Linked DNA regions of Homo sapiens: region 1 is linked to region 2. The links are chromatin contacts, found by Hi-C in ENCODE. All regions are on one chromosome and are shown on one strand. The core of a region is the stretch at or near the end of the contact, and the rest is flanking DNA. Distances in the headings are between cores, read along the strand shown.

The links. Hi-C counts contacts between places; a loop is a spot of excess contacts on that map. Pooled maps may share reads with other maps.
Region 1: a pooled map shows a loop between it and region 2 (2.4-fold over the local background). The contact joins two enhancer-like sites. A Hi-C loop is called at or near these places in 3 of 168 maps with a recorded cell type or tissue (CD4-positive, alpha-beta memory T cell, CD8-positive, alpha-beta T cell and naive thymus-derived CD4-positive, alpha-beta T cell) and 6 of 50 pooled maps.

The regions. Positions count from the first base shown.
Region 1 is chr10:483,493-486,406 of GRCh38, forward strand. The region is part of intron 2 of DIP2C (disco interacting protein 2 homolog C); the gene reads right to left. Among named protein-coding and RNA genes, the nearest start is that of DIP2C-AS2, 140 kb to the right of the region's middle. Within about 2 kb of position 1,284, at least 19 of the 41 ENCODE cell types and tissues checked have a DNase peak (open chromatin) inside an H3K27ac peak, as active enhancers do.
Region 2 is chr10:263,009-266,126 of GRCh38, forward strand. LOC107984191 (a long non-coding RNA gene) reads right to left here. Exons shown (of 4, transcript XR_007062029.1): 2 at 525-650; 3 at 196-369. Among named protein-coding and RNA genes, the nearest start is that of ZMYND11, 130 kb to the left of the region's middle. RefSeq lists an enhancer at 1,260-2,459. Within about 2 kb of position 1,368, at least 2 of the 41 ENCODE cell types and tissues checked have a DNase peak (open chromatin) inside an H3K27ac peak, as active enhancers do.

The DNA.
Region 1 (2,914 bases), core at 34-2,533, 220 kb after region 2:
AGCACCGCTGTCCGGAGTCCCCCCATCCTGAGTCTGGTGTCTGGGCCTCAATCAGGCGGCCCGGGCCGTCCTTCTCCTGTTTTCCTCACGTTTCCGGCAGATAAATTCTGAAATGGACCTCGTGGCTAAAACCCAGCCCTGTCGCCTTCTCATCAGCTCTGCCCCTTGCTCCTGAGAGGGTGCGAGGGAATCAGCCCAGAGAGGGCTCCTGAGAGGGCCCAGAGAGGAGGAACGCAGTGGAGGCCAGGAGGCGAGGCGGGGTGTCCTCTTCTGAGACCCCAGTGGCCAACTGTAATAATAAAGTTTGCCTCTATGACTTCATTTTACCAATTTTTTTTTTTTGAGACAGGGTCTCGCTCTGTCCCCCAGGCTGGAACACAGTGCCACAATCATAGCTCACTGCAGCCTTGACTTCTTGGATTCAAGCAATCCTCCTGCTTCAGCCTCCCATATAGCTGGGATCACAGGCACCCACCATCATGCCTAATTTTTTCTTTTGTAGAGACGGGGACTCCCTTTGTTGCCCAGGCTGGTCTGAAACACCTGGACCTAAGCAATCCCCTTCCTCAGCCTCCCCAAGTGCTGGGATCACAGGCGTGAGCCACCACCCCCGGCCTTGTATGTGATTTTAAAACACATTTTGAAGTGTAACCCTGAACACGAACCTAAAACTTCCACCTGCATATGATTTTCTTCATTCTGGTGGAAAATGCACTGAACTCCCTTTTTGCATCATGAAATTCCTGTATTCAAAATACTGTCCGCCAAAGTAATTCTTACCTTTGAACAGAATCCTTACCTCTAAGAACATACTCTATGATTAACTGCTTTTTCTATTTCAAAAACCCTTACTTTGCTCTTTGGAGATGGAAATCTCAAAATCACTCCTTCTAGCAGATCTCAGAGGCCAAGACCCATCAGCTCATCCTTTAATTGGGTCTTTGGCTATAAGATGAAAGTCTGTAGAATACCAGTGGCTTTAAGAAGTTTTATAATTTGTCACGCATTCTTCTTAAGTGTTTTCTAAGTGGTGCCCAACTGAGAAAGGGGAATTGTAAAAGCAACGTTCTACTTCAATAGGAAACGCAGAACTGGGCCCTGATTCACAGGGACAGACCTGGTCTCTGGCGAGCTCTGGGCCTGTGGAGCGACCTGGCTCACTGGAGAATGGGACCCTCAGGCCCCCAAGGCCACACCCTACACGTCTGTACGGGATGGCACTCGGCGGGTGGCCCTTTTCTAATGTGTACCCTGCTGTGGGGCTGGCTCTCAGCAAAGCAGCGCTCACCGAAACGAAAGTAAAACAGAGGCCGGTTCCCTGCGGTGCTGGCCACCCGCTCCCGAGCCGCAGCTTCTCGGACGTCGCACACCCCGATGTGGGCAGAGCGGAATGTTCTCCTCGGCGCTCCTTCACTGTGCTGCAGTCTACACCGAACCACGGCAGCTCCATTCGCTGCTGTAACAAGTTGAAAAAAAACTAATTAATTCAAACTTTAGTTTTTTTTAAATTTGTTACAGCGCTGAGCAGAGCTGCCGACCCCATGCAGGACAGCACACAGACCACCAAGGGGACCACAGGGCACGACCGCCCTCTGCGCCCGGCTAAGGCCAGGGCCACCGCGGGAGGCACGGTGCGCTGGAGAACCGTCCTGGCAAGCGAGGAACCGCTTCTGTTTCACTTTTGTTTGGCAAGGCAAGAAAGTTAAAACCAACAGCGTCCGTGGCCTACAGTCAGACCCCACCTTCTGCAGCACATGAGGGCACCTGCAGAGGGGAACTCACAGGGACAGGGCGGGGGCAGCTGTCGCCCCATGGCTCTGCGAGAAGAGAATGAGGGAGGGGGCGCAGGCCATCAGGGGATCTACCCAGCACTGCCCTGAAGCCTCTCGCCCCAGCATTCCAGCCCAGCCCTCTGCTCCCCTTCTCTCGGGTTCCTCGGCGTCTATCCCTGACTTAAGCCTCTGCTAAGCAAGGTCCACAGAAACATGTTCACTGTTACATCACTGTCTCAAAAATCAAGGCAAGAAAAACACGAAATGAAAACAAAACTACCAATAGCAGAATCTCCACACCGTTTCCTGCAGCCTGAGCCTCAGGAAACTTTCCTTACTGAGTCAACAGGACCCGGACGGGCCTCGGGAAGAACAGAATCGGGGTTTGTGCAGGTGTGGACATGTGCATCCTTAAACCTTCTAAAATCTTCTTTCAATGGTAAGAACTATGCAAGTTCAATTTCCACCTTTAAAATTTATGTTGCTAGCCTTTATGTTTGAGGAAGAAACTGCTTGTGTTAGCTTTAAGCCATTCCTCAAGCCTACCAAATTTTCAAGGTCGCTCTTGGGCTGAATTGAGCTTGCCAGCTGGGAACTGAGGTGCTAGAATCCCCATCTAATATGAGATTCTTTTTCCTGACATTTACAGAACCCAGCTCAAGTGCAGGAAAGCTGCCAATCTGCACACGTAGAAACGCTGGCGGGAAACCGACTGCCCTTCTCAAGAATCATCATGGATGTTTGCAACCACATCTCAACACACAACCAGCTTTCACGATTGCCAAGTCCTGGGCGGGGTATCACAGCACTGTCTAGATTTGGCCTGTGCCACCAACAGAAGCCTTGGATTAAACCAGAATCAATAGTAATAAATAGCTCTCTAAACCAAATATGTTGAAATCACTAATGCACTCATATTTTTACGATTATAGCATTTTAAAGTAACCAACCCAATACCGATCTCTACTTATAGAGAAAACACCTATTAGGCACACTTATAGAAAAATCCTCTGTGCCTTGTATATTCACACAGCACGTGTGATCACTCAAAGGAACTGAATGCCTGGAGGGTGAACGCCAGACGCCTCCTCCTGCCGACTGGGAAGCAAGGGAGCGTCTGCCTCCAGATGTTTCTCTGGCAC
Region 2 (3,118 bases), core at 118-2,617:
TGTTACCAAAATGCTAGGGGTTTGATCTAGGTCCTGCTGCTTTCTGCCCACAAAGCCCATCACTGAGACAAGTATGGCCAGGGAAGAAGGCTTTAATCGGTGCTGCAGCTGAGGAGATGGGAGAGCAGTCTCAAATCCATCTCCCTGACGGACTAAAATTAGGGGTTTATATAGCAGGGAAGAAATGTAACTTACATGCAGGAAAACAGGAACTAGGGAGGGATAAGGAAGAGGAGTCAGTCAACAGGCAGCAGGTGGGTGGTTAGGCAGTCATGGCGGGTGAGGGGTTTGGCCTCTCATTGTCCAGATGTGGTGACCTGGTGAGTTTGAGCTCCTTGATACCATCCGGGAGGCCTGATAGTTGGTGCCCTGAGAAAGAAACTCGGGTAAGACCAATGTAAGTTTCTCAAGTTTTAAGACTGGGAATGTCAATTTCTATGTTTATTCTAAAGAAACCACGAACAGCAATTCTATGGGACAACTGGGCTAGTTTCAGTGGGAGGCCCAATTTCAGGAGAACTCACCCAAAACACCTGGTGGGACTTCTGAAGACAGAGTTTGTGCTGGTACCAAGTGCCGCTTTCAGAGAGAAACACCGTGTGGTCAGGGGAAGACACTCTAAATCCTGCAGACTATACCAGATAGTCAACCTAAAAGGAAGAATCCGAGGCAAAGTTAATATAAGTAGGCAGTTTATTTGGGCCAAGCTTGAGGATTGCAGCTGGGAGCAGAGATTCAAGTTGCCCTGAGTATATGCTCTGATAATATATGCTCTGAGAAGCAGCAGTTACAAGTGGGGTTATTTTTTTATTTTTTTGTTGTTGATTTTGAGATGGAGTCTCACTCTGTCACCCAGGCTAGAGTACAGTGGCGCAATCTCGGCTCACTGAAACCTCCAATTCCTGGGTTCAAGCAATGCTCCTGACTCAGCCTCCCAGGTGGCTGGGATTACAGGCACATGCCACTATGCCTGGCTAACTTTTGTATTTTTAGTAGAGATAGGGTTTCATCATGTTGGCCAAGCTGGTCTTGAACTCCTGACCTCAGGTGATCCGCCCAACTCGGCCTCCCAAAGTGCTGGGATTACAGGTGTGAGCCACCACGCCTGGCCACAAGTGGGTTTTTAAAGGCAAAAGAAGAGGATGAGGAGTGGGCTGACAGCAAGTTGACTGTCAGGAATTCTTGTCGGTTTACAGAAACAACAGTGCCGAGTGATTGGCTGTACATTATTAACCTATAGGATGCCAGTAACAGCATCTGGTGTGGCATCATTAGGCTGACTCATACCTGTAGGGTTCAGGGCATGGGGTATGGAGTCCAGTGGATGTCACTAGGTTGATTCATAACTGGAGGGTACATGGCATGGGGTACAGTGTCCAGTGTATGTCACTAGGTTGACTCATAACTGTAGGGTACAAGGTATGGGGTAAGGTGTCTGGTGCATGTTACTAGGTTGACTCACAGCTGTAGGGTACAGGGCATGGGGTACGGTGTCCAGTGTATGTCACTAGGTTGACTCATAACTGTAGGGTACAGGGCATGGAGTACGGTGTCCAATGTATGTCACTAGGTTGACTCATAACTGTAGGGTACAGGGCATGGAGTACGGTGTCCAATGTATGTCACTAGGTTGACTCATAACTGTAGGGTACAGGGCATGGAGTACGGCATCCGGTGCATGTCACTAGATTGACTCAACTGTAGGGTACAGGGTATGGGGTAAGGTGTCTGGTGCATGTCACTAGGTTGACTCACAGCTGTAGGGTACAGGGCATGGGGTAAGGTGTCTGGTGCATGTCACTAGGTTGACTCACAGCTGTAGGGTACAGGGTATGGGGTATGGTGTCCGGTGCATGTCACTAGGTTGACTCACAGCTGTAGGGTACAGGGCATGGGGTACGGTGTCTGGTGCATGTCACTAGGTTGACTCACAGCTGTAGGGTACAGGGCATGGGGTATGGTGTCCGGTGTATGTCACTAGGTTGACTCATAACTGTAGGGTACAGGGCATGGGGTACGGTGTCCAGTGTATGTCACTAGGTTGACTCATAACTGTAGGGTACAGGGCATGGAGTACGGCATCCGGTGCATGTCACTAGATTGACTCAACTGTAGGGTACAGGGTATGGGGTAAGGTGTCTGGTGCATGTCACTAGGTTGACTCACAGCTGTAGGGTACAGGGCATGGGGTACAGTGTCCGGTGCATGTCACTAGGTTGACTCACAGCTATAGGGTACAGGGCATGGGGTATGGTGTCCAGTGTATGTCACTAGGTTGACTCATAACTGTAGGGTACAGGGCACGGGGTACAGTGTCTGACGTGGTATCACTACATTGATTCATAGCTACTTGTAGCAGCAGCAAGCAGTTTCAAGAGATGCACGCATAAGGTCAAGGGGTGTATGTGATGTGACTGCTGCCTGATTTTACTGTCTCTCTGGACCTAATAGTTTAAAAGGATTCATACTCCTGAGATAAAAGTTCTTTTCTCAGCCATATGTAGAAAGCTGAAACTGGATCTCTTCCTTACACCTTATACAAAAATTAATTCAAGATGGATTGAAGACTTAAATTTAGACCTAAAACCATAAAATCCCTAGAAGAAAACCTAGGCAGTATCATTCAGGATATAGGCGTGGGCAAGGACTTCATGTCTAAAACACCAAAAGCAATGGCAACAAAACCCAAAAATGATAAATGAGGTCTAATTAAACTAAAGAGCTTCTGCACAGCAAAAGAAACTACCATCAGAGTGAAGAGGCAACCTACAGAATAGGAGAAAATTTTTGCAATCTACTCATCTGACAAAGGGCTAATATCCAGAATCTACAAAGAACTCAAACAAACTTAACTTACAAGGAAAAAACAACCCCATCAACAAGTGGGCAAAGGATATGAGCAGACACTTCTCAAAAGAAGACATTTATGCAGCCAAAAGACACATGAAAAAATGCTCACCATCACTGGCTATCAGAGAAATGCAAATCAAAACCACAATGAGATACCATCTCACACCAGTTAGAATGGCAATCATTAAAACGTCAGGAAACAACAGGTGCTGGAGAGGATGTGGAGAAATAGGAACACTTTTACACTGTTGGTGGGACTGTAAACTAG